Regions from separate parts of the Mus musculus genome. Here region 2 is linked to region 1. A link is a loop called in an ENCODE intact Hi-C map of the cell type or tissue named here. Cell type or tissue: heart. All regions are shown on one strand.

Region 1 (5,000 bases):
AGACTAATAATAAATAAATGTAAAAACTGTTCACCATTGAAACAGTCCAATCTGCCTACCTTTTGTATGCATATAATTTTTCTTTTTATAGATTTTTATTTTAAAAACTTTAATTTCAAAGCCTTAGTAAACAAAAGATGTCAAGCAGCAGTATTAGGTTTAATTTTAATGTTTGTGAGCACTATTTAATGTTTCAAGAACTCTTTTTTTTTTTTTTTTTTTTTGGTTTTTCAAGACAGGGTTTCTCTGTATAGCCCTGGCTGTCCTGGAACTCACTTTGTAGACCAGGCTGGCCTCAACTCAAAAATCTGCCTGCCTCTGCCTCCCAAGTGCTGGGATTAAAGGTGTGCGCCACCACCGCTTGACAGATTTTTTTTTTTTAGTATTGTGTATAAATGTTTGGCCTTCATGCGTGTATATATATATACCACACGTATATGCTTGGTATGTATATATATCACATGTATATGCTTGGTAGACTATGCAAATGCTTAGAGGTCAGACGAGAACACTGGATCCCCTAGAACTTCAGCTATGGCTGTGACCACCTTGTTGGTGTTGGTCATCAAACGCAGGCCCTTTGCAAGAACAAGTAAATGCTCTTAAACACTGAACTGTCTTCTTAGCCCTACTTTTTGTTTTTGTTTTGTTTTTTTTTGATGGTCAGGTCCTGGTTATGGAGCTCTGGCTGTCATGAAGCTTGCAGTGATCCTCTTCTTTCTCTCTTCTGGGTGCTGGGCTGTGTGTACCACCAAATCCAGAAACACTGTGCCACTTGATAAAAGGTGTGGCTTAGTGGTGAAGAGCCAGGCAGTGGTGGCACACACCTTTAATCCCAGCACTCTGGAGGCAGAGGCAGGCAGATTTCTGAGTTCAAAGCCAGCCTGGTCTACAGAGTGGGTTCCAGGACAGCCAGGGCTACACAGAGAAACCCTGTCTCGAAAAAACAAAAAAGAAAAAAAAAAAGGAGCACTTAGTGAGGGATCCAGTGCTCTTCTGGCCTCTGAGCTCGGCACACACAACTCCTGCAGGCTCACACACATAAATAGTAAGTTAGTAATCCTTTTTTAAAAAACAAAAAAGATTTCTTTAATGTGTGTGCATACACTGTCGCTGTCTTCAGACACACCAGAAAAAGGCATCAGATCCCATTACAAATGGTTGTGAGCCACCATGTGGTTGCTGGGAATTGAACCCGAGACCTCTGGAAGAGCAGTCAGTGCTTTTAACCACTGAGCCATTTCTCCAGCCCTAAGTTAATAATCTTTAAAAATCAAAAAATCAAGGTTATGTGACTAAAAGAGTTCCAGATTATGAATGGAAGAAAGTTTATTACTGGCAGAGGCAGGTGGATCTCTGAGTTCCAGGCCAGTCTGGTCTACAGAGTGAGCCAGGACCGCCAGGGCTACACAGAGAAACCTTGTCTCGAAAAACCAAAAAAAAAAAAAAAAAAAAAAGAAAAGATGTGGTGAGGGATTAGGCAAGAGTTTTCTGACACTCCCAAACACCCAGAATTCAGTAAGTACCCACAGGGAAGGGAGGGGTTCCTGGAGCAGCTTGCCGGAAAATGAAGAGCAGGCCACAGCCATAAGCTGCTAAGTCTAGTCATGCAAAGGAATGCAAGCCCGTGCACAGCACGGCCTCAGGCACCAGGAAGCTTTCCGGTGGAATGGTGTTTGCAGAGTTCTCTGCCCAGGAGACCAGGAACTGGCGCTCAAGCTAGAGCAGGAACAACCGCCTTAGCCTCATCTTTGCATAACTGTTCCCTTCTGTGTCCACCCTGTGCAACAGAGAACAATTCAGATCACAACCTCCCTTCCCTCCCCTAATTTGATTCTAAGCAGTGTTGCAGTTTCAGAGCTCTAACGCCCACCAATGTCACGCAGCACTGCAGCTTGAGCTGGAACTCAGGTGCCGGTGCAGCGTGTCCATCCTGAACGAAAAGCTGGTGGTGGACATGGATGTCATCTTTGAGAGTAGAAAGAGACAGATACTTGGGAATGTCAAAAGAGGTCTGAGAAAACACTGTTTCAAAGAAGTGCACCTTGAATCTGGGCATTCCTTCCACAGACATTTTCTCTGGGCTGGGAAGATGGTTCAACATCAATTTCTGGCCTTTTCACCCACACTCAAAAAAAATGGCTCCCCCCTACTGAGGATTGAATTTAGCCTCTCATCCAATAGGCAAGAATTACATCCTCAGCCTGCTTCATTATGACATTATTTTCGCGCGCGCACGCGTGTGTGGTATGTGTGTGTGTGTGTTTGTGTGTGTGTGTGTGAGAGAGAGACAGAGAAAATATATATATATCATGGATGAGCTCAGCATGTAGAGCTTGGTTCTCTTCTACCATGTGGGTCCCAGGAATAAAATGGCAGCAAGTACCTTCAACCCTCTAAGCTGTCTTGCCAGCCCTTCCTTTTTAATTTTGAAAAGAGGGTTGGGCTGGAGAGATGGTTCAGCGGTTAAGAGCACGGACTGCTCTTCCAAAGGTCCTGAGTTCAACTCCCAGCAACTACATGGTGGCTCACAACCATCGGTAATGGAGTCTGATGCCCTCTTCTGGTGTGTCTGAAGACAGCTACAGTGTACTTACATAAATAAAATAAATCTTAAAAAAAAAGGAGAAGAAAAAAAAGAAAAGAGGGTTTAAGTTGCTCAAAAAGCATTGAAATTGCTATTGTCCTGTCTCATTTTCTAGATGAATTATGATTATGGTCCTGTGATATCTGGCCCGGGTATAATGTGGATTTTTAAATTTATAGCCCTCTTAATTACTGAGCCATTTCTACAGCTTCTGTAGTGGAATTTTGATCAGGAAGAAACCTGGTAATTGGGAATGAGGAGTGAAAAAAGGTTATAGGCATACAGGTGTAGGACCAGTGTATGCCTTGGCTGTTTTGTTGTCGCTGCTACTGTGGGTAGGAATTCAGTATTGTATTTCGTCACACCTGATTTCCCCCCGAGGAGTTAAGTCAGGGCTAAAGGAGTTATCTAAGTAAATGGGGGAGTTTGGGGCTGGAGAAATGACTCAGTAGTTACGATCACTGGCTGCTTGCTGTTTCAGAAGTTCAATTCTCAGCACCCAGGAACTCCGGTAGTAGGGGATCCGACGCACAGCCATGAAACCAGGGAGACACTCATACAAATAAAGTAAAAATAAATAAAAATCTTAAAGTGGGGGGGGAAGTCTGGAATGGGGGTGCGTGCTTCAGTTCTGGGGAAACATAAATTCCAGGCAAATCTATAATAAATTTTCCTGGGTGGACGGGGAAAAAACACTGGATCTAGGAGGGAGAAAGAGTTTTAGGGGTTTAATTCATAGGTGCGCCCCTGAGCACGCCGGAGATACCCACACTGCGAAGTTAGGAACCAGCGAGAATAACCAACCCGACGGCTAGAAAGGCGATGGTCCGCCGGCGGGCGGGTTCGCGTGACGTCACTTCCCTTTCGCCTGATTTTGATTGGCGTTTGAGATTGGCCGGACTCCCTACAAGCCCAGGGTGCTTTGCGGTGCCCGGTCCTTTCCGCTCGGCCGTTCTCCTGTATAGGAGGTGAGTCTCTGCCGCCGCCGGTCCCATCGTGGTCCATCGGGCTCCATCGCCCTCCATCCGCTGTCATCGGCGAAGAGAGGCCGCACGGACAGCCATGGAGGAGCCCGGGCGCCGACAGCACGGAGCCAGGGCAGGGGCGGGAGGACCCGGGACGGGGTTGGGGACCCTGGCCTTGACTCGCCGCCCTCCTCTCCCTCGCGGCCTTAGGCAGCCATGGCGCCCAGCCGGAATGGCATGATACTGAAGCCCCACTTCCACAAGGATTGGCAGCAGCGAGTGGACACTTGGTTCAACCAGCCGGCGCGCAAGATCCGCAGGTATAGATCGCGCGTGGCTCGCGTGGGCTCCAGGGCGGGGACGCGCGTGGGGCAGGAGGTGACGGCTGTGCTTTTCCTGCAGGCGCAAGGCCCGGCAGGCGAAAGCGCGTCGCATCGCCCCTCGCCCCGCGTCCGGCCCCATCAGGCCCATCGTGAGGTGCCCTACAGTGAGATACCACACCAAGGTCCGGGCTGGCAGGGGCTTCAGCCTGGAGGAGCTCAGGGTGAGTGCGGCAGGGCGAGGTCCCTTGGCAGGTCCCTCGGGCTCGGTGGAATGATGACATTCTCCGGAATCGCTGTACTGACTTGATGAAAGTACTTTTGAACCCTTTTCCATCTGATGACACCGAGTTTTCTCGGCAGGGCCGGCTTGGGGTGGGGTGACTGCGAGGTGGGTGACCAGTTTCTGTTTCTGAACAGGTGGCTGGCATCCACAAGAAAGTGGCTCGCACCATCGGCATCTCTGTGGACCCGAGGAGGCGAAACAAGTCCACGGAGTCACTGCAGGCCAACGTGCAGCGCCTGAAGGAGTACCGCTCCAAGCTCATCCTGTTCCCCAGGAAGCCTTCTGCTCCGAAGAAGGGAGACAGTTCTGTAAGTCCTGCGGGGCGGCAGAGGTCCGGCTCAGTGTAGATAGAGTCTGTGTTCTTGGATCCAGCTCTGCAGAGTTGACATGAGTGCAGCAGTGGGAGGTTAGAGCGTACTGGGGGCGGCGGTGACGCGTGCAGATCAGTGGGAGCCACTATGGTGTCCCTGGGCTTTCCAGTGTCTGTTAGTGTTGGGAGCTATTGACTTGGAGCCTGGTATGCTGTTCTAGAGCGTTCACCCTACCAGGACGTTCAGGGGCATCTCGGTACAGAAAGTATCTCGGTATTCAGAAGTGTAAAGAGTTTTGTAACAAGGATCGGTGGGTTTCTTGTCAGTGTGGGCTTCCTGAGGGTGGGGTAAGGATGGCTTTCTTCTGTTCCTTCAGTGGAGCTGTAGTCAGCCAGCGCACCGGGACGGAAAATGCTAGGTGCTGCAGGCCCAGGCAGCCTGATCCTTGGGAACTAAAGCAGACCCCGTGATAATGGGGTCTATAAGTAACAGGCATGAGATGGAAGCTGGACTCAACTTTTTCTTACTCTT
Region 2 (5,000 bases), 270 kb before region 1:
TAAAATTGTGTCTTTAAGCCTTTTTATGAAACATTATAGAGGCCACCAAGCTAAGGCAGCAGTGTTATCTAACAGCAAAACTGAGCCAGACTGAAGAACAGGATGAAGATTCTCTCATACATCTGGAGAGAGATTTCTGTTGAAAGGAACGCCCCTGTCTTTGTAGCATCCAACATGTTTGTTTTTGTTTTTTGTTTTTCGAGACAGGGTTTCTCTGTATAGCCCTGGCTGTCCTGGAACTCACTTTGTAGACCAGGCTGGCCTCGAACTCAGAAATCCGCCTGCCTCTGCCTCCCGAGTGCTGGGATTTAAGGTGTGCGCCACCACGCCCAGCTGCATCCAACATGTAATCCACCGGTCATGCACATACTTACGTCTGGCTTGATTGAGGGTGTGAGTTTTTCATAACCCAAGTGGCCATACACGATTAGTGGCTACTGTTTCGTGGGTCAAGTCAAGAGTCTGTCAGTGGGACTTTCCTAATACCTGCTAAGAAGTCGAGGGTTGGGTACAGGAAGAGGGACGTTTTCAGTAGATAGAACTGGAACTCTTTGATGGTACTGGGTGACTGTGGCGCAGCCCACCCAGGGCAGGGCTGCTGGGGAGATCTCGTGTTCCCTTCCAGCTTTCAGAGTTAAGGTCTGGACTTGGGGTCGCTCAGGAAGGTGCTTATAGTGATAAAAGTTTGAGGGTGGGACACCTCGAGGGCCATCTGTGTGCTGAAGTCACCACTGAGTGTTACTGTAGGACAGTATTTCTAGAGCCAGGGAGTTTAGAGGTAGGGCAGCCGAGGGGCTGGGCCGCTTCTGGCCACCTCCAGGTTGCACCAGGCCCTTCCTTTGTGGGAAGATCACGCTGTTGCTCTCAAACTCTGCCTGTTCACAAAGGACTGGTCTCCTCCCTGAGCAGGCTTGCATTATAGGTGATGAGTTTACACACACTGAGCCAGTGCCTGGCCTGTGGTTTAACCTCATACTTGGCATATTGCCGGAGGGGCCGGAGCCGGCCCAGGTGGGCGACGAGCAGGCGATAACAGGCCGTGAGGTGTCTGTGAGAAAGGCTCAGGCCAGGAACCAGATCTCAGCACCGTGAGCCAATCCTCATTTGCTGCTTTACTAAGGAGGGAAGCATTCCACACTCACTGCATAGATCCACCTCAAACAGCACACTGCGAGCTCCGAAGTAACGCTGGCCCTCAGTGGCTCGGCGCACACTGTGCTGGGTCTTGTCCACTTAAGACAAAACTGGAGTTATCTGGGAAGAGGGGATCTGTTTGAGGAATTGCCTCCATCAGATGTGCCAGTGGATACGCCTGAGAGACATTGTCTTAATTGCTCATTAATGTAGGAGAGCCCGCCCACTGTGGGCGGAGCCATCCCTAGCCCAGATGAGCCTGGGCTATGTAAGAAAGTAGCTGAGCAAGCCAGAGGGTAGGCAGTGTTCCTCTGTGCTTCGGTTGCTGACTCCCAGTTCCTGCTTTAGGCTTTGACCATGTTTTCTCTCAGTGACTGGTAGGACAGCAGCTCAGAGAAAACTACCACAGGTATCGTCCTGTGGGTCTGCCTGGGTGTGTCAGCATCAGTGCCCGGGAAGCCTAGCGAGGCTGAGGGAGTTTTGAAGTGCAGTTGATCCCCAGTCAGCACAAGGTGGCCACAGTTGTTGGTGGTGGTTTTTGTTGGTTTTTTTATTTTTCCAGCCAGGGTTTTTCAGTGTAGCCGTACTTGGTCTGTCATGAGCCCCCTATCGGATGAGTAGACATCTGTACTGTCTCCCCAGGAAACTCACTCTGTAGACCAGGCTGGCCTTGAACTCAGAGATCCACCTGCCTCTGCCTCCCCAGTGCTAGGATTAAAGGCGTGCGCCACCGCGATCACCTGACTGCAAGCGACTGTTCTTTTCCTGTGTGCTCTTGAGAGCTTCTGGACCACATTGCCCATTATGGGGCCTGAAGGCTGTGGAACATCGTGCAGTAAGTACATCCTGTCACCAGCAGGGGGCAGACAGAGCCCTTGGCACTGGATGGGGCATCTCAATATAATACCTCTATAGATAGACTCCTCTGTCCCTGGGAGGTGCTTAAAGAGCCAGAAAACCTTCTATAGGAGCCACCCCACGCCCACCCCCCCCCCCAGGTCGGGGCTCATGTGCCTTCCTGATTTGCCCCCCTGCACCCTTTTCCACTTAAGGTCTGGCCCTGTTGTGTAACAAAATTTCCTGGGGAGACATTCCACATGTCTATTCACCCATCCCCCCGACCCCCAACAGACCCAAGTACAGATACCAGGAAAGCCCAACTTGGGGAGCCAGTGGGTTTTATTGGTGTTTCTTACAGGAGCAGAAATTACTCAAAGACAGTTGTATCACCAAGGCTCACGGCAGCATGGGTGACAGCTCACAGAGCTGGGAGCCTCGAGAGCACTGCACAGCCTGCAGGCAGCACGACAGGTTGGAGGTGTCCTTTCCAGTCTGTGCTCTAACCCTCTGCCAGGCAGCTCTGCTGGTTTCTGCTTCTTCCGGGCAGCTGGTCTGCGTTAAGAGTCTTTGGAGCTTGGTTCTGCTCTTCTGCAGAGGGAATCTCGGTTTCTATTGCTTACTCTGGCATGGATGGGCCTGGTGAATCTAGTCTGTTTTAGGGACTTCCTGAAGCTTCCTGAGTTATTTAGGGTTCCTATTGCTGTGAACAGACACTGTGACCACAGCAATTCTTATAAAGGAAAACACTAAATTGGTGCTAGCTTACAGTTCAGAGTTATCATCATGGCAGGAAGCATGGCAGCACGCAGGTACATGTGGTGCTGGAGAAGGAGCTGAGAGTTCTACATTTTGATCCATGGCAGCAGAAGGAGACTCTGTGTCACAATGGGCATAACTTGAGCATATATGAGGCCTTAAAGCCAGCCTCCATGGTGAAACGCTTCCTCCAACAAGGCCACACCTCCTCTAACAAGGCCACACCTCCTAATAGTGCTACTCCCTAGGGGTCACACGTTCAAACACAAGTCTATGGGGTTCAAATGACCACACTGAATGTCCACCACGTCTCCTCCATAAATCTCTGGCCAATACCGACAGTAATCTCTAGTTTGGTCATAGAGAAAGCAGCCACAGGGACAGGTGTCTTAGAAGTTGATTTAGGCTTAGTGGTGATGGCCTGCTGGTGAGCCTCAGAAACCCTGCCAAGCAGGTGAAGGGACAGCTGAGCCTACGTCCCTTACACCTCAAGTCTCCATAGTGCGCTGCCGATGAGAGGGAGTAAGAGCGGGTGGAAAAAGAAAAGGTAGGGGATTAGGTAATCTAGTTTACTGTCCCGGCTGCCATCGGAGAACAGCAGCCATGGTCCTGCGCTACCCCATGGCCGTGGGCCTCAACAAGGGCCACGAGGTGACGAGGAATGTCAGCAAGCCGAGACACAGCCGGTGCTGCAGGTGCCTCACCAAGCTCACCAAGTTCGTACGTGGGGGAACAAGATCCCAGAGGTGTGCGGCTTCGCACCCTATGTGCGGCGCGCCATGGAGTTGTTCAAGGTGTCCCAGGACAAGCGCACACTCAAGTTCATCAAGAAGAGGGCGGCCAAGGATTGATTTAAAAAAAAAAAAAAAAAGGATTAGGTAATCTAAAATTTCATTGGCGGGTCCTGGAGGTCAGTGGCCTGCATTCCTGTCATGAATGTTTAACCATAGGATCAGATAGGGCTGCCCAGCACAGGTGGCCCATTCCAAGATAAGATATTTCCCCATGTGTGCCGTTATCCCCGGGCTGTTCTTTGAGAGGGGGTTATGGTCTTGTTCTGGATTTTACGGTCTGTTCCTGGAGCTGGCGCCTTATGGCCTTTTTTCGAAATCAGGCCTGGTCCTTACATGGAGACAAATGGGGTTTATGCTGTCCTTCCAAAGAGGTTGAGGCGATTGCTGATGGGTGAAATTCCAGAGGAGAGCACAGAGACGGCCTAAACAAGGTGGAGAAAAGGTGGCTGGAGAGGTAGCTGGGACGTGCAGCCAGGAGGCACAGTCGGCCACCCATGAATGAGTCTGAAAGGGGGGTGGGGTTGGAGGAGAGACAATGGCAGGAGTTTTATCCAATCTACGTGGAGGTCTCCTGGAGACAGGGTTTCTCTGTGCAGCCATGGCTGTCCTAGAACTCATTCTGTAGACCAGAGCCTCGAACTCACAGAGATCCACCTGCCTCTGCCTCTGCCTCCCAAATGCTGGGATTAAAGGTAAGGGTCACCCCACCCCACGCCCCTGCCCTACATGGAGCTCCTGAGAGAGCGTGATAAGGATGTTTTTAGGAGAAAGCAACTGGCTTATTGCACCTTACCTGGGGACAAGGAAACGCTATGCTCTGCTCTGCTCTGCTCTGCTCTGCTATGCTATGCTATGCTATGCTCTGCTAAGGGCTTTAAGCTGAAGATTTGAGAGGTAAATTTGAGGCCTCTGTCTGATTGAAGGGAGGTGGGATCTCTGAAACAGGATGATCTCCCTGGGAAGACTGGAGACAACCTGTGACCTCAGAGGTGGGGAAAGCCTCCACCCACTCTGAAAATGCGTGTACCGAAGCTAAAAGGCGTTTGAAATGTCCAATGGTGGGCACATGGGTGAAGGCCAGCCACGGGCCATCTCAGGGAGGAATCTCCCAGCTTAAAGAGCAGGTAAAGAAAGATCCCTGTGCCTGGGGTGGGATTAGAAGTTTGACAAATTTTATAAGAAATAGCGATAGCTCTTAGAAAGGATAGGCCGACCTGCGGGTTGGCTGTAAATAGATTTTATTTATTTTTTTAAACATAACCATTTTTAAAGAATTATTAATACGATTTATAAATAAGATTTGTTTATTTATTTTATGTATATGAATATGTTGTCGCTGTCTTCAGACACACCAGATGATGGCATCGAATCCCATTACAGGTGGTTGTGAGCCACCATGTGGTTGCTGGGATTTGAACTCAGGACCTCTGGAAGAACAGCCAGTGCTCTTAACTGCTGATCCATCTCTCCAGCCCA

Evidence for each region. A loop is a pair of places that touch in the nucleus more often than their neighbours do. Peaks named below come from ENCODE experiments on the same cell type or tissue, not always from the same donor. Only the 100,000 strongest peaks of a DNase experiment are listed, where the experiment ranks them.
Region 2: a loop joins it to region 1, with 2.6 times the contacts of the local background. A loop is called at or near these places in 5 of 42 quality-filtered maps.

Annotation. Positions count from the first base shown.
Region 1 is chr8:123,098,891-123,103,890 of GRCm38, forward strand. Rpl13 (ribosomal protein L13) reads left to right here and starts at 3,460. Exons shown (of 6, transcript NM_016738.5): 1 at 3,460-3,555; 2 at 3,763-3,872; 3 at 3,955-4,096; 4 at 4,293-4,466. The coding sequence starts at 3,769. Snord68 (small nucleolar RNA, C/D box 68) reads left to right here and starts at 4,168; the gene lies at 4,168-4,215. In heart, a CTCF peak has its summit at 2,562 (motif pointing left); a DNase peak (open chromatin) is centred at 3,481; H3K4me3 peaks cover 2,286 bases; H3K27ac peaks cover 2,619 bases.
Region 2 is chr8:122,833,218-122,838,217 of GRCm38, forward strand. It overlaps Gm35466 (a long non-coding RNA gene), which reads left to right. Exons shown (of 3, transcript XR_388150.3): 2 at 1,841-1,969; 3 at 2,333-4,816. Among named protein-coding and RNA genes, the nearest start is that of Gm35466, 12 kb to the left of the region's middle. In heart, a CTCF peak has its summit at 1,986 (motif pointing right); a DNase peak (open chromatin) is centred at 1,984.